Linked DNA regions of Homo sapiens: region 2 is linked to region 1. Evidence: chromatin loops called from intact Hi-C (ENCODE). Cell type or tissue: PC-3. All regions are shown on one strand. Links, peaks and the distances in the headings refer to the core of each region. The heading gives the core; the rest is flanking DNA.

Region 1 (12,876 bases), core at 1,661-9,660:
TATTTATTTTCTGACTTTATGCATGCATGCATGCATGCATGAAGAACAACTCTGCTGGTATATACATCTTTTTATCGTTAAAAATGTGTTCCTTTGATAGACCCATTAAGTTATTTAATAAATTGTTATCTACTTGATGCACTGATGCATTGACTTGTGAATCATGGTACAAATGGTACATTATTAAAAAGCAATAAATACTTTAGTAGTGGCAAACTCTAAGAGCTGAATAGATTAAGTGACCTACTGTTTCCATAGCTGTCTAATTTATAAACAGTTTAAAAGGAAGATTCAGGTTTTATCTGTGGTTGCCAAATTACAATAAAATACTTTTAATACTATATGGGAGCTAGACAGTAAACTTTATTTATTTTATTATCCAGGTTTGACAGGAAAAGTATGTGCAACAAAAACAAAGTACTTAGTGGTGTTTTTAATTATCATATGGAGGAGCTGCAGGTAGCCCTCTGATCTACTAATTGCCGCAGTGCCCTGACAGTTACTCCCATCAGCTCCAGCAGCAATAACTTTCCTCCAAGCATAACTTCTTTCCCTCCTCCCACCATGCAGTCACACCTGCTAAAAGCAGAAGTACTTGGCAGAGGGGAAGAGACAACACCTGGGAACTGTGTCTGCCGAGGAGCTGAGAACCTTCTAAACAGCTCTGTTTAGAGTTGTTTGTGTAATGACAATCTGTATGTCACTGCAAACTGCTATTTATTCCCCTTTAGGCAACTGTATTTCTACCTTTCTTAAATGCCTCAATAGTTCTGAAACAATTTACATGTTTGAGACCCTGGTAATTGTGTGATTTCCACTTCTAAATCTAAAAGTCTAAAATAGACATATCTTTCTAAAAAGGTATAGAATGGAAAAAGGTGTATAAAATAAAAACTGTAAAATCTAATACTTTGCTCCTGTTTATGTGTTAAGAAAAAGGCTTTGGCAATTATCGTTGTTTGGTTTGAGGAAAGGCAGTTAATTTCTAGTCTTTGTTTTAAAATTTCAAGTATTTTGTAACCCATAAGCAAGTATACACTCATTGATGAAAAGGTATAATGATGACATATTGGCGTCTGTACTTTGAGACTTGTTTAGCTAAATAAGTATCTTTAAGTATATGTTTAACCATAAAATGGATCATATCATACAGCGTTTGGGGGTTTAATTTTCAATTTAATTATTATAGTAAAATGCACATAACATGAAATTTACTATGTCAATCATGTTTTTAGGTGTACAGTTTAGTGATATTAAATACATTTATAATGTTGTGCAATCATTATGACCATCCATCTCCATAATTCTCTTTATATTGTAATGCAGAAACCCCATCCATACTCATTAAACAATAATTCCCCATTTCTCCCTCTTCCCAGCCCCTGACAACCACCATCCTACTTTCTGTTTCTGTGATTTTGACTACTCTAAGTCTCTAAGTACCTCATGTAAATGGAATCATACCTTATTTGTGAGACTGGCTTATTTCACTTAGCATAATGTCTTCAAGGTTCATTTGTTTTGTAGCATACGTTAGAATGTTCTTCCCTTTTAAGGCAAAATAGAATTCCTTTGTTTATATATGTATGTATGTGTATGTTGTGTTGTCGTTCCTTTTTAAGGCAAAATAGTATACTATTCCCTTGTGGTATGTATGTATATATGTATGCATATGTTGTGTGTGTATATTTATATGTGTGTGTATATTTATATGTGTGTGTATGTTTATATATATTATATATACATATATATTCTAAGTTTTTGCTATTGTGAATAATGCTGCTATGAACATGGCTTCACAAGTATCCCTTTCAGAGTCTGTTTTCAATTCCTTTGTTATATACCCAGAAATGTAATTGCTGGATTCTATGGTAATTCTATTTTTAATTTTTGGAGGAACTTTCATAGTGTTTTTCACAGCAGCTATAGCATTCTACATCCCCACCAAGAGTGCACATACTCTACAACACTTTTTATTTTATGCTTTTTAGGTTTTTATTTTTTCAGTAGTCATCTTAATTAGTGTAAAATGGTATCTCATTTTAGTTTTGACTTGCATTTTCCCAACTATTAGTGATGTTGAGCATCTTTTCATGTGTTTATTGGCCATTTGTATATCTTCTATGGGAAAACATCTGTTCAATTCCTTTGCCCATTTTTGAATCGAGTTGTTTTTGTTGTTGTTGAGTTTTAAAGTTCTCTATATATTCTGGATATTAATTCCTTATCAGATATGTTTTGCAAATTTTTTTTCTCATTCCGTGGGTTGCCTTTTTATTCTGTGGTAGTTTATTTGGATATACAAAACTTTTTAATGTTTATAAGTCCAATTTGCTTATTTTTTCTTTTGTTGCCTGTGCCTTTCGTGTCATATCAAAGAAATCATTGCCAAATCTAATGTTGTGAAATTTTTACCCTATTTTGTCTTCTCAGAGTTTTGAAGTTTTAGATCTTAGATTTATATTTGATCTATTTTGAGTTCATTTTTGTATACGATGTAGGTAAGTGCTCAACTTCATTCTTTTATATATGGATATTCAGTTCTACCAGCAACATTTGTTGAAGAACCTGTCCTTTCCCCATTGACAATCCATATCGAATGGCTTTGGCACGCTTGTCAAAAATCCTCTCACCATATATGTGAAACTTTATTTCTGAGCTTTCTATTCTATTCCATTTGTTTCTATGTCTCTCTTCGTGTCAGACCACACTGTTTTGATTACTGTAGCATTGCAGTAAGTTTTAAAATAAGGAAGTGTGAGTCCTCCAGATTGGTTCTTCTTTTTCAAGATTTCATATGGTCTTAGGATGGTCTTTAAAATTTTTTTGTAAAAAAGCATCCTCTGAAAGTTTCAAGCCCTCAATAGATTCCAGAGTTTCAAAATAGTTACATCAGACAAATTCTGCCAGTGCAATTTTTGCCTAGGTAGGGAGGCAGATTCTTGGTGCTTCCTACTTCAGAATCTTCTGGGAATCCATTCACCTTATAGTTGTACTTATTCAACAACATTTTATTAAACTCAGACAGATGTAAGAAGTGTTTTGAGTGCCAAAATTACAGTGATCAAAAAGCTGAAAATCTTTTCTCACATAGAGCTTATATTGTAATGGAGAGAAACGGAAAATAAACAAGCAAATTATCTAGTTGGTTGAAAGGATGGGGTAGAAATTTTTAGACAGAGTCTCGCTCCATCATCTACGGCTGGAGTGCACTGGAGCCATCTCGGCTCACTGAAATGTCTGCCTCCTGGATTCAAGGGATTCGCCTGTCTCAGCCTCCCAAGTAGCTCAGATTATAGGCATGTGCCACCATGCCCAGCTAATTTTTTGTATTCTTGGTAGAAACAGGGTTTCACCATGTTGGCCAGGCTAGTCTTGTACTCCTGACCATAAGTGATCCTCCTGCCTCAGCCTCCCAAAGTGCTGGGATTACAGGCATGAGCCACCGCTCCTAGCTCAGATTCCCTTTTTATATTGAGTGCTGAGATTCAGTCTCATTGCTCAAAAATATTAAGGAAGTGAGGTATTGCAAATATGTTTTCTCACATTTTATTTGCCTTTATATTGCACTTACTATGTTTGTTAAAAGTTGTTAAAGTTGGCTGCAATGAGCTGTGATCACACCACTGCATTCCAGCTTGGGAGGTGACAGAGCAAGACCCTGTCTCAAAAAAAAAAAGTCATTAAATTTAAAACAGATTTATTTTATAAAATATGCTTGTGTTTCCCTTTATGATTTCTGCTGTTGGCATTATATTTAAGAGTATAAGAAATGCTATTTGTTTTTCCTACCAAACTGTTATCTGTGCTTCCCCACATGACTTAAAACAACTGTTAGAAAAAGAAACATGTATTATACACTAAATGCTATGATATAATTTGCATCTTTTCAGGGACTTATTTATTAAGCTACTTCTCTATTAGTGTGTCAGTAGTACTTGGTTTTAACTATTGTATTTTGTTATATGTTTGTGCCATTGTGGATAATTATTTAAAATATATCTGAATGTAATTTGCTAATATTTTTGTTGGGACATTTGCATCTATTTTCATAAATGACATGTTATACTAACTTTATTAAGCTTGGTATTGGAAAAAATGCCAGACGGATAGAATTACTTGGGGAGCTTTTCTTCTCTGAAACACTTTAAATACTGCATGAGTTTTCTGTTCCTTAAGTTTTGAAATAACTCACCTACTAGCAGTCTGATCTGTTTGGTGGGTACTTTTGTGTATACTGTTTCTAGAGTCTTTCGTAGTTAGTGGAATACTTTCTTGTTATCCCCTTTCCGTTTTTGATAATTTATCATTTCTGATACAATAGAACAGTTTAACAATATTTTCTAATTTATTAGCACATATTATATGTACCATTAAAATGTTCATAGAGAGTTACATATTTATAGAATAATGTGAAAGAAAAATGTACAAAACAGATCACAGAAATCTACATAGAGAATGGTAACTATGAAGTAAAGAAGTAAGCATTAGACAAAGTAAAGCTCCTAGGTTTCAAGAGTCACATTTTCTGCTTCAACGGATTACTAACTTTGGTTTTCTCATGTGTAAAACGGGGATAATAATAGAGCCTGACTTGTAAGGTTATTTTAAGGGTTTAATAGAGGTTAAGTGCATAGAACCATATCTGTGGCCCATGATGGATATGATGATGATCATGATGATGATGGTGATGGTGACGGTGGTGGTGGTGCTGGTGGCGACAGTATAGTATCTCCAGTGCTGTAGCACAATACTTGGTACACATTCTGATTTTAGAAAAATAATTGGTTAATAAACTGTTGTTTTTCTTTATTTTATTTTATATATATTTTTTTACTTTTTGGCAAAATACTTATCAAAAAGACTTCAGTCTTTGAGCTATAACTTTCTGGCATGTTGGTGTATTGTATTGGTTAAGAGAAAGATTTTTCTAATCAGATAGACTAGGAATTGGATCCTGGATGAAACATTTATTTGCCCTGATACCTTTTAGAGGTTATATACATAACCTGTTTCCTCATTCCTCGAGTGTGGATAAAGCAATAGCAATCTAATAGAGCTGTTGTAGAGATTAAAAGAAATAACCCATGTAATGTGCTTACAAATGCTGGCACAATACAGGTCCTCAATAAACATCTGGTATTATTATTTTCTTAATTGTGGTCTGGCTGTTAAAAGGGGAAAGTTATTCTGAGACACAATCCAAAAGAGAATGGTATAGGCAAGATATAGGAACCTGGAATGTTCTGAAAAATTCACTGATTGGCAAAGGTTAGCAATCCTAGAATTGATATGATATATGTTTTTATTATGTTTCTGACTTTAAATTATTGCATTTGGGGAGTACTTGACTGTAACAGAATATTAATTAATGTCTCCTAAGTCATCAGGTGGTCTCTGCTTTCTTTTTACTCTTTCCACCTAGATGTGCTTACTTTCCATTCTGAAGATAGACTATAAGTTGTGTCTTGATTTATAACTTATAACAGAAACTACTAAAATATCTAAGGTTGTTTTTATTTTACATTTTGCTTTAGAGGTCTTAATTGTAAATATGGTATAAAAGGAAGATTTTTTAAAGGTGGAACTCAGGATGTTAAAATGAAAAACAATTGGAATATGTTCTTGTTTTAGAGCTAAGTTTCTATGCAACAGAACTGGATTTTAAAATGAAGGTGGCCATGAGCATGAAAGTTTTTTGTAATCTACTAGTTCATGGCTGGTTGTTTCTGTGTTCAGTACTTAGTATTCAGAAAACTCTTTACTACTTCCTATCTTTTAGCAGTTCAAATTTATTTAAATATCATATATACCTCAAAAATGAATAAAAAATAAGTGCATATTGCACTTAAGATTTTAATATACAATAATTGTTTGCATTTTAAATAATTTATTTTTGCTACCTCCTCCTCTCAAAACAAGCGAACAGCAACAACCCCTCAAAACCCAATACTTTCCATTAGAGAAGATATTTAAGTTAAGTATAAGACATAAATATACAAACATGTTTTAAGGATTGGTATAACACTCTATGGTTTCCCAAAGAACAGACCAAAAATATATATGAGATTAATTAAGTGGTTTGGATGAATTAAAAAATAGGTATTAAAGTTTCGGGTTAGAAAATTGCTAGGCTAATTTGTATCAATTTGTACCTATTTCTAAAGTAACAACATTTATAACTAAAATTAACCTGTTGCAGGATTCCATATGAAATTTATGTAGTGTGAGATTTATCATGTATATATAATATATTAATTTTTAAAAATAAAGTCATAATTTAAAACATTATTTGGGGTACTATATAAATGGCCCCATAAAAGAACAATTGTAATGTGCAGATTTAGGATTATCTTCTCATTTTAAGGTTAGCTGATTAGGAGTCTTACCTGTATTTGCTAAATCCCTTTTGCCAGGTAATGTGACATATTTAATGGGTATAACATCAAGGGATGAAGATCATGGAGATCTGGAATGCTACCTACTGCAATTGTTTATATACACAATCTCATGTAGGTATAGGATTGTATAACTCTGCATCTGTAGCATGTATCTGTGTAACAATTTCCAAAGCAATATGAATTCGTTTAGGTATCAAAAGACAATTCTGGCTCTAACAAGTACTTGCCTTGTGACTGGGCAAATTCTGAATTCCAAGCCTCAATTCCCTTATTTGGCAAAAATAGAGACCGTAGCTTCTCCACTACTTGTCTTTTTGGCATATGTAATGATCAAGATAAAAATGAAGCAATACACAGGAAATGATTTCAGAACCTGAAAACTGCCTTACATTGTCTGTTTTGGTTGTAGCTTCAAAATCTTAATTTGTCTTTTATACCTTTATAGAATCAGGCAAAATTGGAAGTAGTGACAATTTCACTTCTTCTATAATCTTCCCTTGGTTGTGTTTGTATATTTTACTGTACCCATTAAGATGTCATGAAAACGCTTGATGACAATTATTTTGAAAATGAACACAAGCACACTAAGAATTGATGACAAACCTGATATATAGTCAGTGATTTGTGAGAACCCAAGCGATGATCAAAATATGAACAATGCTTATATATTAAAATGAGTATATTTATATCTGATGTCCCCATATTTCCCTGATTTCTCCAATTTTTTTTATCTCCAGTTGAGATCTAGAAGTTGTTGGCTTAGAAAATTAATTTTTATCCATACAAATTTATACAGTCAAGAAGTTAAATTAGTCACTCACCATCATGAAAAAATTGTCACCTCTAAAAGAATAAGGCATCTTACCTCTTGCTATGTTTCTGTGACCCAAAATTTCAATTTTTTCAGGTTCCAATGCCTGTGCACAAAAATGAGATTAACTTAAATTTCCTTTAATACAGTATCAGTTGCACTATTTAAAATATTTTAGCCAATATTATGGAATTGTTTCTAGAAAAAACATGTTTGACTTTGTTTCTAAAAAGCTCAATTTCAAAATCATATATGGACTATAACTTATTTTTGAATTAGCTCTTTTTTTTTTTTTTTTGACAGAGTCTTGCTCAGTCACCAGGCTAGAGTGCAGTGGCGCGATCTCGGCTCACTGCAACCTCCACTTCCCGAGTTCAAGCGATTCTCCTGCCTCAGCCTCCCGAGTAGCTGGGACTACAGGCACACACCACAGCTAATTTTTGTATTTTTAGTAGAGACAGAGTTTCACCATGTTGGCCATGATGGTCTCAATCTCTTGACCTCCTGATCGACCTGCCTCAGCCTGAATTAGCAATTTTTTGGTTATACCTTTCAATACAAGAATTAACTAAGATTCCAACCCAAAATGCAATGACATTATTGAGATTTTCCCTCTAGGAACTGTAAATATATATTTATACAAAAGTTATTAATACTTTATTATAAAGGTATATACTTAAAGTAGAATAAATACATTAAATTACCTCTTCAGTTAGTAATATAGGTTACATACTCATTGCTATCAAAAAATAAATGCATTTGGAAGTCAAATTTACAAACAGAAAAACAAAAACATAAAATTGTTGCTAAAATAATTTCTGTCTGTTCTTTGGGAAGTGACATAGATCATCTTAAACTAATTTTTTATTATTATTTCTAAGCAAGTTATTTATTTTGTTTTGTATTTCCCATAATTCAAGAGTATCTTTTGAAATATTTAAAATGTTGCTACTGATAACAGCTACATAGTAAACCAATCTAGAGTTGGAGGTTTCAGGTTTCTGATTTAACTTTAATTGAGAATATGTTATAAATTATGTCAATTGATTTGGGGATAATAAGAGGCATGAAGAACTCTTCCAGGATGAATTGTTTGTGCAGTCAATTACTATGCACAAAGCCTTGAATATAAGCCCAGGCAATTGGAACATACCAACTTTAACAGGGACTTCTCAGGTTTGTTTATGTTGGCATTATCAATGTGAAAATATGCATTTTAATATGTAATTGCATTATAAAAATGATATTGAAGTCATTTGGACATATTAGGAATGTAAACCATCAGTCCATGCTAGTTAATAGGAGAACTTCATATTCATGCAATGTAGCATGAATCAGCCATTTTATTTGATTCAGAAAATCTTAGAAAGATACTGACAATGAGGAAGATACAATTTAAAAATGTAAGCCTTATTCACATGGTGTAATAGTTCCCTGACTCTCCTACTAAAGAAAATTAAAGCAAATTGAATAGATGACTCATTTGGTTGTACTCCAGGAATTTACACACTGTTCTTTCTTTTGTTGCACTAATAACAAAGGTGTGTAATAAAGCAAAAGATGCTGTTACATCTTTTAAATTTGCTATTCCAAAAGTTAAAATGGAAACCACTTTAGGAAACCTGTTAATATATGTTTATAATTAAAACTGGGTTTCTTTGGCATTACTGCTCTTTTGGGAAGTTGGCTTATATGTATTCTACATTAAGTTCATTTTATTATGTATCTGCATAAACTTGTTATTGTTACTCAGACTGCATCTATGAAGCCACATGCAGAAAACTCATGTGTAGTCAAAGAGTATTTATGGCTTGCATTTTGGGTTATTAGACTATTATGTTTAGATAATCGGTTGGTTCTTTTATAAAATATAAAGCATTATCACATTAGTTGTCTCTTTACTCATACATTACTTTGTTTTAAAACACAAAGTAAGTTATAAAGGATATAGATTGTTCAGCACTTTGGTATGCCTCACAGTGCTTACAAAAGTACTTTGTTTATACGGTATACTTGATAGACCAATTGAATTCCCAGAAAACTTTTATTAATGTTTTTATAACACACTAGATAATAGTATAAAAAAAAGTCAACATTTCAAATAATGACATTTACAAACTAAAATAAGTACAGTAAGATATGTAGGTTTCCAGAAAAATAAACAGATTTATAGCAATCTAACCTATTAAATCTAAAATAATAGAATCTTTTAAAGAATGGGCAATAGTTAATGGAATCCAAAAAAATTAGAGTACCTATGATCATCATATTCTTTTTGAAGTAAGGGTTGCACTTCAATCATTTTGCATAAATAAGTGCCTCTTCTATTTATAAAAATATTGATAGTTATAGTTATTCCCAGATTTTTATTGAATAGTCAGTTTCACAGTTCAAGAAAACATTGTATAGCAAGACATTCATCTTGCTTTAGAAATCTGAAGTGTGTGTGTGTGTGTGTGTGTGTGTGTGTGTGTTGTAATGACCTTAACCTAGAATGGTGGTATCATCAGAATCTTTTTGTTTAGACTGATTCCATTTTTGTTCACACTTGAAGCAAATCCAAACTAATGAGATTTTCTTTTAAATAGGTAAAACAAGAATCATCATCACAACCATCGCTTGTCTGTCTTTTTTTTATTAACGCTCACTTGCAGAATCAACTTAGGCAGGTGAATAAGTGACTTAGGGAACAGGCAAGATATATGTTTCTGAGCTACTCATTGCTAGCATCTTTTTAGCACATGGAAAAATATTTAATATGTTATATGGTGTCTAGAACATTTTAAGAAAAAATACCCCCAGAAGAATTTTGCTATATAATTATAAGACATTCTTTGAAAACATTTTTTGGTTATTTTGTAAGATAATTAAACACTTGCTTGGATTATTGGAAATGATATTTGCATTCTTTCTGTTTGAGATGCCAATACTAGCAATATATTTACACCCACTGTCTCCTCAGTTTGGATATATCACATATGATTAGAGTGAAATGAAATCAGAATTTCCTAAAGGACCACTTTTTGCCATGCCAATATGTGATAAGATTTCTTGGATGTATACCAGGTTCTACTTTCATATTTTCCTAGGTCTATTTTCCTTTCCATGTTTACTCCAGTTTTCATTTTGGTAATTACCATACTGGAGGTGATAACCTTCACAAGTGATGGCATTACTTATTCCTTATTTACTAATCTAATAGGAAATGATTGAAAAGGGCATTCAATTTGTTTGCTCACTTTTTATTAAGAGATGTTTTGGGGGGAATTGAATGTATTTCCAGGATTCAAACACCTTGGCCTTTAATTTGTCAAACTTCGGTATTTAAGTAAATGATCTACATTCTGACTGAATTAATTGAACTCAGGGAAGGCTGTACAAAAAGATTGTTCCTATATTTTCTCACATATTTCTGTAAGGTCCAAACTGTTGAAAAGCAATTAGATTCTGAATTACTCAGTGACCGCTGCAATACCTGTTCTTTGACCTCATAAAATCTCTCCTTTTCTCCTCCCACCTTCTCCTACCCTTCTATTCAGCAAACATAATTTTCCCCTTTCTTTAACCACTCTCCTTCAAATCTTCAACTCTCCTGATCCACTGGTTTTGAGCTGCTCCCACTCGGTAGTAGTTTCAGTGTGGTAGTAGTAGTTTAATCTTTAAGTCATAGAAACATGGTTTGGTCAGTGTACTGAGAACAGATTCATATCCTAGGTGTGACCTCCCAGGGATACATAATTCAAAAAGTATGATATGAGAATATAGATTTTTAATTCCATAATGGTAATTATAATCTTTAAGGATATGAAAAGAGACATGAGAATTCTAGTGAATTTATTCATGAATTGGAAAAGAGGAGTTTAGTTGCGTGAGTTGAATGTTGAATGGTAGGGAGCTAAAATGGTCTGACTGCAGTTGGCTACACCTGCCCCATAGACTGTGCTGCAGTTCCTATTCTCTCAGATAGTGTTTTGTCTGGGCAGTGCCATGGTTAGTCTTTCTACTTTTCAGATTTTGGTGCTTTAATGGCTGAATAACCCCGTTTCCTCATCCTGTTCATCCACCAAAACATTTTGATTGGCACATTCTTTCTTTAGATATAGTAATAGATTCCCTTAGTTTCAAGTCAATTCTAGCTAGTCTAAAAGTCAATCTTTTCAGTCTGTAGAGATTTTACAATTTAACCATCATCAGAAGGCAAATTTATTTTCAATTTACAGGTTGTTGGGATTCCCAACCCATTTAAAATTGCAATCATGCATGAACCATGTAAGCCATTAGAGGACCAAACTGTTAAAATTTAAGTCTTGTGTTTGTTATTTATTTCAGAATAAAATTGCATATTTTACAAATATTATTTGTACTTGTACATTTAATATTAGTAATATGTTGTAATAAATCATTTATCTAGTTAAATACTTATCTGACCAAATGTTGGGCAAATTTGGGCACTAGAGATGACATTTATCCAAAATTCTTGCTGTATTGGATATACCTGTTTTGCACAATTTATGACAATGCTATATAGGCAGATACGTGTGGTAATGTTTTCATCAAATAAATGGTTCATTTAAAACATTTCACTCCACATATTTAAACTATCTTAGACTGAAAACACAGACTATAAAATGTTTATCTTGATTTGTGGGTGGGACGGAGCAGTAATAACATTGATATATTGGTTTTTAATAAAACCAAATCCCCATAGCTACATGAGAGCTATCCTTAAAAGTACTTGCCCAGGGAGGCTTGTTACTTTCTTCCCCCCAAATGTACCACAGTTGTTGAAATGGTGTTTTAAATTCTTTTTGGAACTGCTTTTAAAACCATAGGATAGCTGGGTGCGGTGGCTTACGCCTGTAATCCCAGCATTTTGGAAGGCCGAGGTGGGTGGTTCATGAGGTCAGGAGATCAAGACCATCCTGGCTAACATGGAGAAACCCCGTCTCTACTAAAAAATACAAAAAATTAGCCGGGCCTTGTGGCAGGCGCCTGTAGTCCCAGCTACTCGGGAGGCTGAGGCAGGAGAATGGTGTGAACCTGAACCTAGGAGGCAGAGCTTGCAGTGAGCCGAGATTGTGCCACTGCACTCCAGCCTGGGTGATAGAGCAAGACTCTGTCTCAAAAAAAAAAAAAAAAAAAAAAAAAAAAAGGATAAAAATGAATACTGTCTTATGCTGTAGGTATCTTCTATCCCAAAACTGTTTGCTTAGCTTTATCTTTAGTTGACTGGGTATGACACTGAGAGATGTTTTACTCCTTCCAAAAATCATACATAACCTCAAATAACCAAAATCCACCACCATTTAGGTTCTTCAATATATCGTGGCACAATATATGAAAGCAATAGCAAAAAGGAATTTCTTGCTTTCAGGGCAACTTCTGTGTAGGCTGAATTACCTGATGTGGTGCAGGGTGCAGGTGACCTGGATTTAGTTATTTACAATCATGAACAGAACTGTTCTCTGGCCTTATAGATTACATATCCTTAGCAAAAACTGCTGCATTTGGAGTCTAAGGAAAGGAGAAGATGCATTAGTTAGAGAAAACCAGGTGTAATTTCAGAATTCACTGTCTCCATTTGTATTGCATTCACTGGAGCTGACCCTCTAAACCTACAAATTCTGGGGTTCCCATGTATTTTTTGGATGTGCAGAAGACTCC
Region 2 (12,876 bases), core at 1,838-9,837, 63 kb after region 1:
CTTTCCTCTTTATGCCCAAACTGGATAATTTATTTGTAATAAAGACCAGCAATTAAGAGGACCTGTTAGCCACTAGATCATATCGATTCTACATCTCAGATTTTTCTTAAATTCCTCTTCTCTTCTTTCCTATGTCCACTTCTCTCACACTGAGTTTTGTAGGTGATCCCTTAAATATCTCCCTGCCTTCAACTTGCTTTGTCCTCATTATTTTCTTTATACTGTTGGGCAGAATTATATCTCTAAAATATAGACCCAATCATGATTGCTTCAGATTTTTTACTGAGTAAAAGGACAATGCAGGAATCCTACATTGATCTAGTTCTACATGATCTGGCATCAAGCTACCCTTCTGATTTCAGTTTTTACCCTAGTAACTATTTTCAAACCCAAATTTGCCTCCCCCTCCTTCTAATTCATATTCTTCTCAATTTTTTCATTGCTCTGTGCATTAGAGACCAGACTTTCTTCTGTACTTTATTATGCCCCTTCTTCTCATTTCTCCTCCTGTATTTTTTATATCTCTCTTGTACAGGCTGCAGCTAATTGTGGACTTTCATCAAGTTTGGCCTTGCTCTCTGCTTTTATTTCCTTTAATAACTCCCTCAGAGAGAGTTCGTTTGCTTGAAGAACTTCACCTGCCACCTCTGTGCTTCTGGTATTTCCTTGACCCAATGTATGCAGCCTACAGTTGCTGGCGCAATGTTTCAAATGTAATTTTTGACAAGTTATTTTTCTCTTCCCAGAAACTATACTGATTTTTATTGTTTATTTTTGTAGCAGTTGTCTAGTTTCTTTTTCCTAATTACTGCAGCTTATATAACATTCCTGCAAATGACCTCTCTGTTTCTGTTGGGCCTCTTTATTTTCTTCTATTTTTGTGGAGCATCTTTATTTTCTCTTATTTACATTACCTCAGCACCACACTTCCTCATCCCATGTTGTTAATTTTCTTCACTGTGACTTTTTTATTTGTCTTTGCCTAGAACATCTTCCCCAATTTTCATTAGCCTGCAGTCTTCATTTAACTTAAGATGCGGATTGGATTCACTTATTCCATGAAATCTTCTTTGACTAACCCTACTTCTCTCCTATCACTCACTTTGGAATGACTTATCTTTTATTTTCAGATGTGCACTTGCGTTTCTGTTCATTCTTCAATTGTACCTTCCTAACTAGATCATATATCTTTTGTGATAGTATCATTTATGTCTTTTCTGTCTCTAGCATCTTGTACACAAGAAATGGACACTTGGTAGTTAGTTGATTATACTGGAATAATAAATGAATAATAGTTAAGTTTTATTGAGTACTCACTGTGTATCAAGTATTGTGTGAAGCATTTTACATGAATCACTTTATATAAGGCCCAGTGAGGCAAAATGCTTGTTTAAGGTCACATAGCTGGTGAGTAGTGAAGGTGGGGTTTAAAGCCAGTGCACAAGCATAATCACCAGCTCAGTTTGGAAAGTGTGACTTTCCGTAAGATACAGCTGCTGATTAAATCATCTTAGGAAATGACTTATTCAGGGGGCATGCTTTACAACTCTAAAAGTTTTGGCTATCAATCTTCATATCACAAAATAATAAAACAGAGGCACTGGGACAGAATTGCTTTCACTAGAAATTGATTTGTGTTTGAAACTTGACTCATGATTTAGTACAAACCTGGTAAGCTCTAAAACTTACTGATACCATCTGAACAGTATTGGTCAAGAAACAGTGGTAGTTAATTCGCCTGTAGAATAGAATTCATCCACTTGCCATAATCCCAGATCCCAGGGAAAATTCTATTTAGTTCACAGAAGGTGGGAAAAAATCATCATTATTTATAACAATAATATTTACCAGTATGGTATTATTAATAAAGTGTGTCCTACTTTTAAAAATATATTATGAACATTAAACCTCAATTTGTTCCTTTTTCTAAAATTAACCAAATGTTATGACTTTAAAGGAATACACACCAAATGCATTTTCAGGCTGGTTGCAGCTGTGATTGGTCTCCTCTGTTTCAAGCCAGTGCTTAGTGCTTAGCTTAAGCCAATGACCTTCTTACCTGACAGTTGATTCTAATACTTCTCCACCAACAGTGAAAAAAATATAGCTAGAAGGCCTCATTCATGACTATTCCTAGGTTAATTTCCTGAGTATGCGTTGATGCTTTTACATAAAAAGTTAGAAACCTAGGCAGAATAGAACCCTCATCCCTAAAGGAGAGACTTTTTTTTTTCTCCTTAAGACTGAACAGGAATTTGTTCATTTGTAGATCAGAGAATCTGGGGGGACATGACATGAAAGTAAGGACAATATGCACACAGTGTATTTTATTTATTTATCTATCTATTTATTTATTTATTTATTTATTTATTTATTTATTTACTTTTAAGACCAAGTCTTGCTCTGTCGCTCAGGCTGGAGTGCAATGGCATGATTTTGGATCACTGCAACCTCTGCCTCCTGGGTTCAAGCAATTCTCCTGCCTCAGCCTCCCGAGTAGCTGGGATTACAGGCACGTGCCACCACGCCTGGCTAATTTTTTGTATTTTTAATAGAGACGGGGTTTCACCATGTTGGCCAGGATGGTTTCCGTCTCCTGATCTTGTGAGCCGCGCGTCTTGGCCTCCCAAAATGCCGGGATTACAGGCGTGAGCCACCGCACTCGGCCTGTATCTTAAAGTTAATTTTTAACTGATAAGCAGGAGAACTCACAGCTTGGAATTGTGCAACATAGCACCAAATCAAACTCTGCTGAGAGCTTTAGAGAAAACTTGCTTCGTTTAGCTAGTGGATTACAGCCTATATCTAAAAAGGCTCCTGGGATCAATGACAATAGAACTAACATGAGCCTTTGGGAGTGATTACAAAAAACCTGGTAAGAACTAAATTTTGTGGAACAAATGTTACACATGGTAGGTCCAGAAACTAGTTGCACAGTGGTCCAAAGAAACAGTTTTACCATTTGAGAGGAAAGAGATGGTTAATATATTTGTTCACATATGTATCCATGGAGAAATCAATGGAATTAAAAAAAGTGTTAATAGCATTTAAATGTACCTGTTCTATCACAAAAGGGTGAAATCTGGGTTATTTAATTACTGCTTAAGCCCTGGATTTGTTAATTCTAGATTTATTTTTATCTTTGGCTGCTAGATTTTATTTACCTTCTTATACCGAAGTTGATTTTATTCTGTTAGTTTGCAAAAAATGTTCCAAATCACTCTCTAATGCAGTGGTTTGCCCTCTCAAGAGCCTCACATTTACTTTTAGCTAAATAAATCACATTAAAATAACTATCTTCCTGTCTCTGGGATTATATTGATGAAGATTCTACTTACTTATTTTTATTGAGGGAGATCCTTGCTTTTTATATATTTCCAAAGCATTGCCATCACATATAAAGTGAGGGCTTTAGTTTTATATTTTAAAAAGTGAAAGTTTTCCTCTTGCTCAAGATTTCCTGGCTTGCATCCAATTGTTGTATTTGTCTGCTTAGATTTGTTCACCTTTAAGTAACTTTTTCAAAGGTTTAGTCATAAATATGTAAAACCAATTAATGGATTTTGATTAGGCTTATCCCAAGACAATATGTATCATTCATCAGATCCTTTATATGACATTCAAAACATAATTTCACCTCATATACTTAATTGATCTTTGTAACAATAAGTTCTAAAATTGACCTTCAAACACTCATTCAGGATGCATAGAACTAGAACTTTTTTCTCTAGAATTCTTGTGTCAACTTCATTAAAGCAAGAGAAGTGGAATAGAGGCTGCCTGTTCAAAACTACAAAATGCAAGCTGACATTCACCATTTTGTGGTCCGTCGTGCATGTCAGCTAAATGACAGAAATGCCCTAGATGTTCTGTAACACATTGAGAAAGCTCCATACTCCAGCTCACACAATTTTGGTGCACCCTAGGTGACTTTGAGTTGAAAACCCTAAGCTTGACATTCCTGTCAGTCTATTCACATATACCAAAAAATTTAATCAGACATGTTACATTATGTTAAAACCAGAGATTTTGTTACCAGTTCAGCTTTCACCTAGGAAACACCCCTGTTACTCAATGGTGAAGACAGGATATAGGATGAGCTATATTATTTACTATACCATCTACTTCTGTATCTTCATATATTTACCATTATAGTAAGTAGCTTTCTCAAAAACCATTTAAAGTCACAAACTGTTTAAATAAATTGTGGCTTGTGCACACCAATGAGTATATTACTCTGTAATCATTAAAAATAATATTATAAATTTATATGGATTGATATGGAAAGATTCTCGCAATATATTGTAGAATGGAAAAGTTAGCTGTAAAACGGTATATATAGCATGATCCACTTTAACCCAAATACTTATTCATAGACACATGTGTGGGCATGCATGCACACACACACACACACAAACACACACACACACACACACACACACACACACACACACACAGAGAGAGAGAGAGACATGCTGTTCAAGTTGATGCCTCCGGGAAGTGGAATTAAAGAGCTGGAAGAATAAAAGAGAATTCAAAATGTTGTATATACTGTTCTGTACTGTTAGAAAATTCACTATAATTTTTAACTATTAACTTTTGAAATTAAAAATTATTCAACACAAATGTAAAATATAATAATATAATGACTGTTTTCTATATGCCCACATTGCCTTTAATCTCTAAATTCATTGGGGAGTGCAGACTAGTACGCGTGAAATCAGAATGACTAATCCATGTAAATGACTAATCCATGAATGTAATTCAACTTGTTGGCAGATTAACAATTTGGAAAATGGAAAAGACAAAAAAGTCTACAGTACTATACTTCAAAAGTTGTTATCATGTTTATGCATGGCTAGAATGCAGGTTAGGAAAGCAAGGGGAGGATGAGTAGTGCAGTCAGCTTTGCAGGTGTGGTGGTAGCTCTCGGTTCTCTAGTTCTGCTAGTGTTTTACCCTCAAGTGGGATGTCATGACTGTGAAGCCAGAACATAAGTGACAGAAAGAATACTCCAAATATACTACAGCTATTTCTTAGCTATCACACATAGTAAAGAGAAGTCGGAGTGGAGGGCATTCTGGCCAAACAGCTAAGAAAGAAAGCAGAGAGTAGATAACTGAAACAAAATGGAAAATGACAACTTGGACAAAGGACAAGTGTACAGATCCACTCTCTGAGATTACACAAAGGATAGAACCAATGGCTCAAAGATATGTTCTAGATACAACAAGGAATGAGATCCCAAGTTAGGTGGAATGATTCTCTTTAGAACAGAAGCTACCTATCTCTCTCTGATTTTGATTCAATTAGGAACTTCTGAACTAAATTGTAAGCATCATGAAGACAATGCAAATCACATAGGAAGCAATGAATGAAATATTTTTACTATTTCTGCTAGATGATCTCAGTCTTCTCTATAAATTTTGAGGATTTTCCACATTCTACTTTGATTGAATACTTTAGTTTTTACTATTGTTTCCATGGGCCCCAAATCACCAGCAAGTAAGTCGATGATACTATCTGGAAAGAAAACATTTAATAGAGATAGATAATACAGGAAGTACTTTGGGAAATAACATTTCATGGACATTTTTGGGAAATGAAGAGGATAAACCCATGCCAAACCTTGTAAGGCTATAAGGGTTCCATTTAAAATAAAATAATTGGGGCTGGACGCAGTGGCTTACGCCTGTAATCTCAGCACTTTGCGAGGCCGAGGCAGGCGGATCACGAGGTCAGGAGATCGAGACCATCCTCGCTAACACAGTGAAACCCCGTCTTTACTAAAAATACAAAAAATTAGCTGGGTGTGGTGTCAGGCGCCTGTAGTCCCAGCTACTCGAGAGACTGAGGCAGGAGAATGGCGTGAACCCGGGAGGCAGAGCTTGCAGTGAGCCGAGATTGTGCCACTGCACTCTAGCCTGGGCGACAGAGTGAGACTCTGTCTCAAAATAATAATAATAACAATAAAATAAAATAATTGAGATCGTGAATTTAAAAAAGCATATCTAGTTATGAATGTGCTAATGTAAGCTGCAGAAAAAAAAGCAATAAAACATTAACATGGAGCTGATAAAAGAATAAATTGAAAGCTCCATGATAATACTAATTTTCTCAAGGCATTACCAGTAAGGTTTATAATTGCATTAAATGACTGATTTTTGAGACAGATTTGTATAAGATATACTTTCTATATACGTGTATAGTCAATACTCTTTATAAAGAAAAATATTTTTATCGGTTTTTAACATTATTTTAATGTTGGCCTCTGCAACAATTTAAAGTCAGCACAAGATAGATTTTAAGTTCCTGTGTCCCACAGGACTTTGATAATATGATGAAAACTCTGGAAGTTCTAGTCAGGAAAAAAAATCACGCAAAAATATAAACATCTGAACCTAGGTGAAGAAATACTTAGAATTCCTGTTTCTTTTTCATCTTCCTCTTTTCTATTTACTTTGGACCAGTCAGTTCTAAGGAATTACTGAGATATTCCTTAAAAGGAGAAGCAAAACTCATCACAAACAGAAGTGCTTGAATCTTGTTTTTTAAATTTATTTGATTAATGATTGCTTTCCAAAGTCATGAGTCACAGTGGCCTGCAGCATGATACTGTGCAGCCATAGTTTCATTCTTTACTAAAAGTATGACAGGCTTTTGACAAAATAAAGATAATTGTGATTATATAATAAGATGGAGGCTGACATACTTTAGCAAGAAGGAGCTGACCATTCCATTTCTGTATTTCGCCCATGATAGCAAGCAAATACTAAGGCTTAAAAGAATAAGAATATGCTCCATTACATAGGACTTGATTTAACAGGATTATTTTGAGATTGACAAGTCTAAAATTTGTCCTGTCATAATAACTATCTTTTATAGTACATGCAGTTGAATTCATTTTGCTTCAGGAGTTTGCATTTGACTTTTTTTTTAACTTCTGATTCCATATGATTCTATACATTTCTTTCTTTTTTTTTTTTCTTTTTTTTTTGAGACAGAATTTCGCTCTTGTTGCCCAGGCTGGAGTGCAATGGCATGATATGGGCTCACCGCAACCTCCGCCTCCAGGGTTCAAGCGATTCTCCCGCCTCAGCCTCCCGAGTAGCCGGGATTACAGGCATGAGCCACCACATCAGCTAATTTTGTATTTTTAATAGAGATGGGGTTTCTCCATATTGGTCAGGCTGGTCTTGAACTCTCGACCTCAGGTGATCCACCTGCCTCAGCCACCCAAAATGTTGGGATTACAGGCGTGAGCCACTGCGCCCAGCTGATTCTGTACAATTTTTAAAATATTTTATGAGACGTGTGTGTGTGTGTGTGTGTATGTGTCTGTGTGTGCATGTATATTTGGCTTGGAGTCAGCATACCTAAATTCTAGGTCTAGTTTAGCTTCTACCACTTAATGATGGTATACAAATATTGCAATCTAAGAATTCTGTGATTCTAATCATGTTACATAACCTTGTCTATTTCCTTGTTTATGTATGAAGATACAGTTTACCTAAGAGTGTAGTTTTGAGGCAATTATAAATGGAAGCACTTATATAATTATTATTTATAGTCATTCTTAACTAACAAATATTTCTTAAGGATGAATTTCTGTGCTATTTGTTAGAATATGCATTTCACTTTCTGTATCATCATAGTTGATTACTTATTATAGATGTTTGACTTAGGAAATAAAATAATTTTTCAGAGAATATAACATATCCAGTGTTGTTAAACATTTTTATAGATAAGATTGCAACATGATAGTAGATGTGGTAGGCAGAATAATGGTCTTTTAAAGATGTGCCCATCTTTCCTAATGCAGGGGAACTGCAAATAGTTATTTCCTTTGTCAAAAGACACTTTGCAGGTGTCGTTAAGGCTAAGGGGCCTTGAGATAAGAAGACCATCCTATAGTATCCAGGTGGAACCAACCTAAGCACCTGGGTATTTAAAATCAGAGAACCATTCCCACCTGAATTCAATTCAGAGGAGAGGGGATGTGATTATGGGAGAATAGTCAAAGAGATGCAAGGTTGCTGATGTAAGAGGGCCAAAAGCTAAGAAATGCAGGCAGCCTCTAGAAGATGGAAAGGCAATAAAACACATTCTTCCCCCTAGCCTCCAGAAGGGAATGCAGCCCTGCTGACACTTTGATATTAATCCAGTGAGTACTGTGCCAAACGTCAAGCCTATAGAACTGTAGTAAAATAAATGTTTGTTATTAGCCAGTCAGTTCATGATAATTTGATATGACAGCATTAGAAAACTAATACTTGGGAATGTTGGTAAATTCAGACTAGACATGGTAGATTTTTAAAATATACATATTTTATGTGGTAACACAAGTTTCAAATATGTTATGATACTCAGAATGTTCCACATTTATGGGCTGATAATGATTGCTCTACAGGCAAACAAAAATATTGGTACTTATTAGGTGGCTAACTGATCAGATATGTTCACCTCCTATCCATTCTAAGATCTAACTGAAATAGAGGTTATACATACATATGTACATACATACAAAGGTCATTAAGTACATTAAAACAAAGGCAATTACTAACTCCAAGAAAAATGAAACTTTGTACATATGAAAACTAGATCAAATTGAGACTACTTAGAAAAGGACAAAACAATAATTACAGTCACAAAAATGAAACAATTGAATATAAGTTTATGTTTATGTTGGGACAGTGGGGGATAAATTTAAAAGTTAGAGAAAAGATTTTTCCATTATAGGGGGAAAAAAGGTAATTTAAGGAGGTAGAACTGCTGGAGAAGCTTTAATGACAGTATAAAAGTTTGTAGGGATCTATGAGGAGTGGGGATCTCAGGAAAGAAAGCATTTTCAGAGTTTTATACTTGCATTAATTGGTTACATATATCTTCAAGTAATAATGCATGTTGCTTAAAGAAAATATAAAAAATAATGCTGAGAGTCCTAAAAGAGGGAACACTCCCATTCTGCTCTTTAGGTACTTCCAGTTCCATGCTCCTTCTTTCGATATTAGCCTATATCATTTTTTTAAAAAATGTGTATATACCACTATCTCTTAGCTCAACAACTTTGGTCATTGGATTCCTATTATGTTTAATGGGGATTATACCTGTCCTCGTGGTGTGTTCCAGAGGTAGTCCTCTCTTACCTACACTGCAACCTACTTACAGAATATTCTGTACCAAGTTGTCCTTCACAGTATTTCATTTCTCAGCACCAGGTCTTCAGTTTTAGCTGCGGGTTATGGCTCCCTTCTTTGCTGGAGATTAAAGATGTTAGAGCAGTCAGTAAGCAGCTCGCAAATGAGGCTATGTGAGGTGGCCTAGAGAGGATGTAGTAGAGGATGAAGAAGCAGCCACAGGGCTGATCCTTGATGCGCCCCAACCACAAAAGACCGAATCAGCATTGAATCAGATAAGAGAGGAACCCTGTGGATGGTGGCACCCAAGGGAACAGAGTGTTGTCAAGAATGGAGAAGTCAATTTTGTTCAATTTGAGAGGAGAACAAAGGTGTGACATCGCTTTCACAATAAGGAGATTATATATGATTTTGGCAAGAGCAGTTTCCCTGTAGTAATCTAGCCAGTTGCCACATTTAAGTGGGTGAGAAGGGAGGCTGGTGAGAAGTTTCTTTTTTATTTTATTAAGTTTCAGGGTACATGTGCAGGATTTGCAGGTTTGTTACATAGGTAAACGTGTGCCATGGTGGTTTACTGCACCTATCAACCTATCACCTTGGTATTAAGCCCAGTATGCATTAGCTGTTTTTCCTGATGCTCTCTGCCAAGCCTCTGACAGGCCCCAGTGTGTGTTGTTCCCCTCCCCGTGTCCATGTCTTCTCATTGTCAGCCCCCACTTATAAGTGAGAACATACAGTGTTTAGTTTTCTGTTCCTGTGGTAGTTTGCTGAGGATGACTTCCAGCTTCATCAGTGGCTCTGCAAAAGACATGATCTCATTCCTTTTTATGGCTGCATAGTATGCCATGGTGTGTACGTACCACATTTTCTTTATCCAGTCTATCATTGATGGGCATTTGGGTTGATTCCATGTCTTTGCTATTGTGAATAGTGCTGCAAGGAATACACGCGTGCATGTATCTTTATAATAGAATGATTTATACTCCTTTGGGTATGTACTCAGTAATGGGATTGCTGGTTCAAATGGTGTTGGAAAAAGCTGAGTGTTGGGAGAAGCTGAGGCAGGGCTTGCATGTCTGACATAATGTAAAAGAGTCTTGGAACATGTCTGGGGTCCGGGGTCTAAAACCCCTTGAGGGCTTTGGGAACACCAAGCTCTGTGTTAAAGGGTGGAAGGCTACCCTGATGCACCATAATCTAAGCCCAGGGCATAAAATCTGTAGTGGCTTGGATAGAATCCAGGGCTCGTGGCTCTGGAATGTGTCTAGACTTGCTGGCTCCTTGTTTCTTGCTCTCCCAGGATCGACTGTATCTTGAGTTAAAAGAACCTGCTCTCCATTATCTCAAGTAGCAGAGAAACTGCTAAACCATCACAGCTGTAAATCATGTCCTTAATGCAACAGGCCCTTTTGATTCCCACATTCTCACCACCTGTTTCTTTGTTGGATTACCAATAAATAGCATGGGCTCCCAGAGCTCGGGGGCTTCTCAGCCTCCTCAGCCTCCATAAACTCCCGATGGTCCCCTGGACCCACTTTTCTCTCTCAAACTGACTTTTTCTCATTCCTTTGACTCTGCCGGAATTCGTCACCCCCACGACCTGATGTTGGGTCTGTTCACCCCAAGAAATGGTATTTCTGGTTCTAAATCTTTGAAGAATTGCTGCACTGTTTTCCACAATGGTTGAACTAATTCCCACCAACAGTGTAAAAGCATTCCTATTTCTCTGAAACCTCATCAGCATCTGTTGTTTCTTGAAATTTTTTATAATTGTCATTCTGACTGGCATGAGATCATATATCATTGTGGTTTTGATTTGCATTTCTCTGATGATCAGTGATGTTAAGCTTTTTTCCATGTTTGTTGGTCGCATATATGTCCTCTTTAGAAAAGTGTCTGTTTATGTCCTCTACCCACTTTTTAATGGTGTCTTTTTTTTTTTTTTTTTTTTCGGAGTCTTGCTCTGTCGCCCAGGCTGGAGTGCAGTGGTGTAATCTCGGCTCACTGCAAGCTTTGCCTCCTGGGTTCACACCATTCTCCTGCCTCAGCCTCCTGAGTAGCTGGGACTATTGGCACCCCCTTCCATACCCAGCTAATTTTTTGTATATTTAGTGGAGACGGGGTTTCACCATATTAGCCAGGATGGTCTCGATCTCCTGACCTCGTGATCCGCCCGTCTCAGCCTCCCAAAGTGCTGGGATTGCAGGCGTGAGCCAGCGAACCTGACCTGTTTGGTTTTTTTTCTTAAAAATTTGCTTAAGTTCCTTGTAGATTCTGGATAATAGACCTTTGTCAGATGGGTAGATTGTAAAAATTTTCTCCCATTCTGTAGCTTGTCTGATCACTCTAATGATGGCTTCTTTTGCTCTAAGCAATACCATTCAGGACATAGGCATGGCAGAGATTTTATGATGAAGTTGCCAAAAACAATTGAAACAAATCAAAAATTGACAGATGGGATCTAATTAAACTAAAGAGCTTCTGCACCAGTTTCCTTTAGTTGTACACAAGTTTAGCTTGGTATAAAACATCAACCTGAACTTCTCTTCTGTTTTAAATTTAGGTAGCATAAAGAATAACTTGTATACTAGTTTGATCAGCTTAAAAACATATTTTCTCAAAATGAGTAATAAATATCTTGTGCATTTTAGATGGAAGATTTAGTTAGTTTCATTTTAATTTCCAAATATGTATTTAATATTTGCTGAGTATGTGCCACTCTCCTAGATCCTGTGGGAAATGCAGAATAGAACTGATTTATTCTAGAATATAACTTTTACTTACAAAATCATTAAAATACCTATCTAAAATTGAATGTTGATACAACAGTAATAAGGCACCTACTTAGCAAGTTGAACTTCTCTGCCTGGAGCTCCAAGTACTACATAGAACAGGAAAGAAAGAGGGGTTCCCTGGGGAGAGGAAAGAGGGAAAGACTTTAGTAACTTTTCTGTAACAACCTAAGCCTTCTTAGAGTTAGAAAAAAGTAGGTAACTGATGTGTACAAATCACCTACTATGTGTCAGATACAAAGTTTGTTGCTTTTGTGTAGTATACAATTATCTTTATAACAACAAATAGAGATAGTAACTCTAATTATCCCCATTTTGCCAATGCAGAAATCAAAGCTAGAAAAGGTAAAGTAACTACAAATTTGGCCAAAATACAAAGTGTTAGAACCAAACTCTGAAGGAAAAATATGGTAACTTCTGTCACATGCCTGTAATAACCTATAATTTCCTTCCTATATGATTGCTGACAACCTGAGTCACTGTTCATCAATTAAAAACATGTCTTTGGGTATTCAAAATGCTTCCATTAAAACATAGCAAATGGTGTGTGTATAACAGTTAAGCAACACAGAGAGAGAATTCAACCCAAGTTTTTGTATATAAACAATTGCAATTAATATCAGTATGCATTATTAAGTTGCAAGTTGTTTAGGAAAATCTTGTAGTTATGTTTTTTAAGAGTAATATGTTTAAATTAATATTATATATTATTACTCTGCTATTTTTGAAATGAAGCAGTGAACTCTGATTAGCTCTCAGAAGTCAGTCATTATATTTAGGAAAAGTCAGTAAGTTTGCCTGTTACTCATTTACAAATTAATTCTTGTTGAATATTCAAAAAATATCTAAATATAATTTAATTTAGTTAATTTTTATCATGGGTATTAATACTCCACTGTTATGATGATAGACTTTCCTGTTGCTTTGGTAATATTGATAAATTCATT

What was found. Hi-C counts contacts between places; a loop is a spot of excess contacts. Peaks named below come from ENCODE experiments on the same cell type or tissue, not always from the same donor. Only the 100,000 strongest peaks of a DNase experiment are listed, where the experiment ranks them.
Region 2: a loop joins it to region 1, with 2.1 times the contacts of the local background. A loop is called at or near these places in 3 of 110 quality-filtered maps.

The regions. Positions count from the first base shown.
Region 1 is chr5:84,358,081-84,370,956 of GRCh38, reverse strand. All of the region lies in intron 1 of EDIL3 (EGF like repeats and discoidin domains 3), which reads left to right. Among named protein-coding and RNA genes, the nearest start is that of EDIL3-DT, 18 kb to the left of the region's middle. In PC-3, for the core only: no CTCF peak of the experiment used is centred there; no DNase peak of the experiment used is centred there; H3K27ac peaks cover 794 bases.
Region 2 is chr5:84,295,390-84,308,265 of GRCh38, reverse strand. All of the region lies in intron 1 of EDIL3 (EGF like repeats and discoidin domains 3), which reads left to right. Among named protein-coding and RNA genes, the nearest start is that of EDIL3-DT, 81 kb to the left of the region's middle. In PC-3, for the core only: no CTCF peak of the experiment used is centred there; a DNase peak (open chromatin) is centred at 6,535; H3K4me3 peaks cover 723 bases; H3K27ac peaks cover 1,275 bases.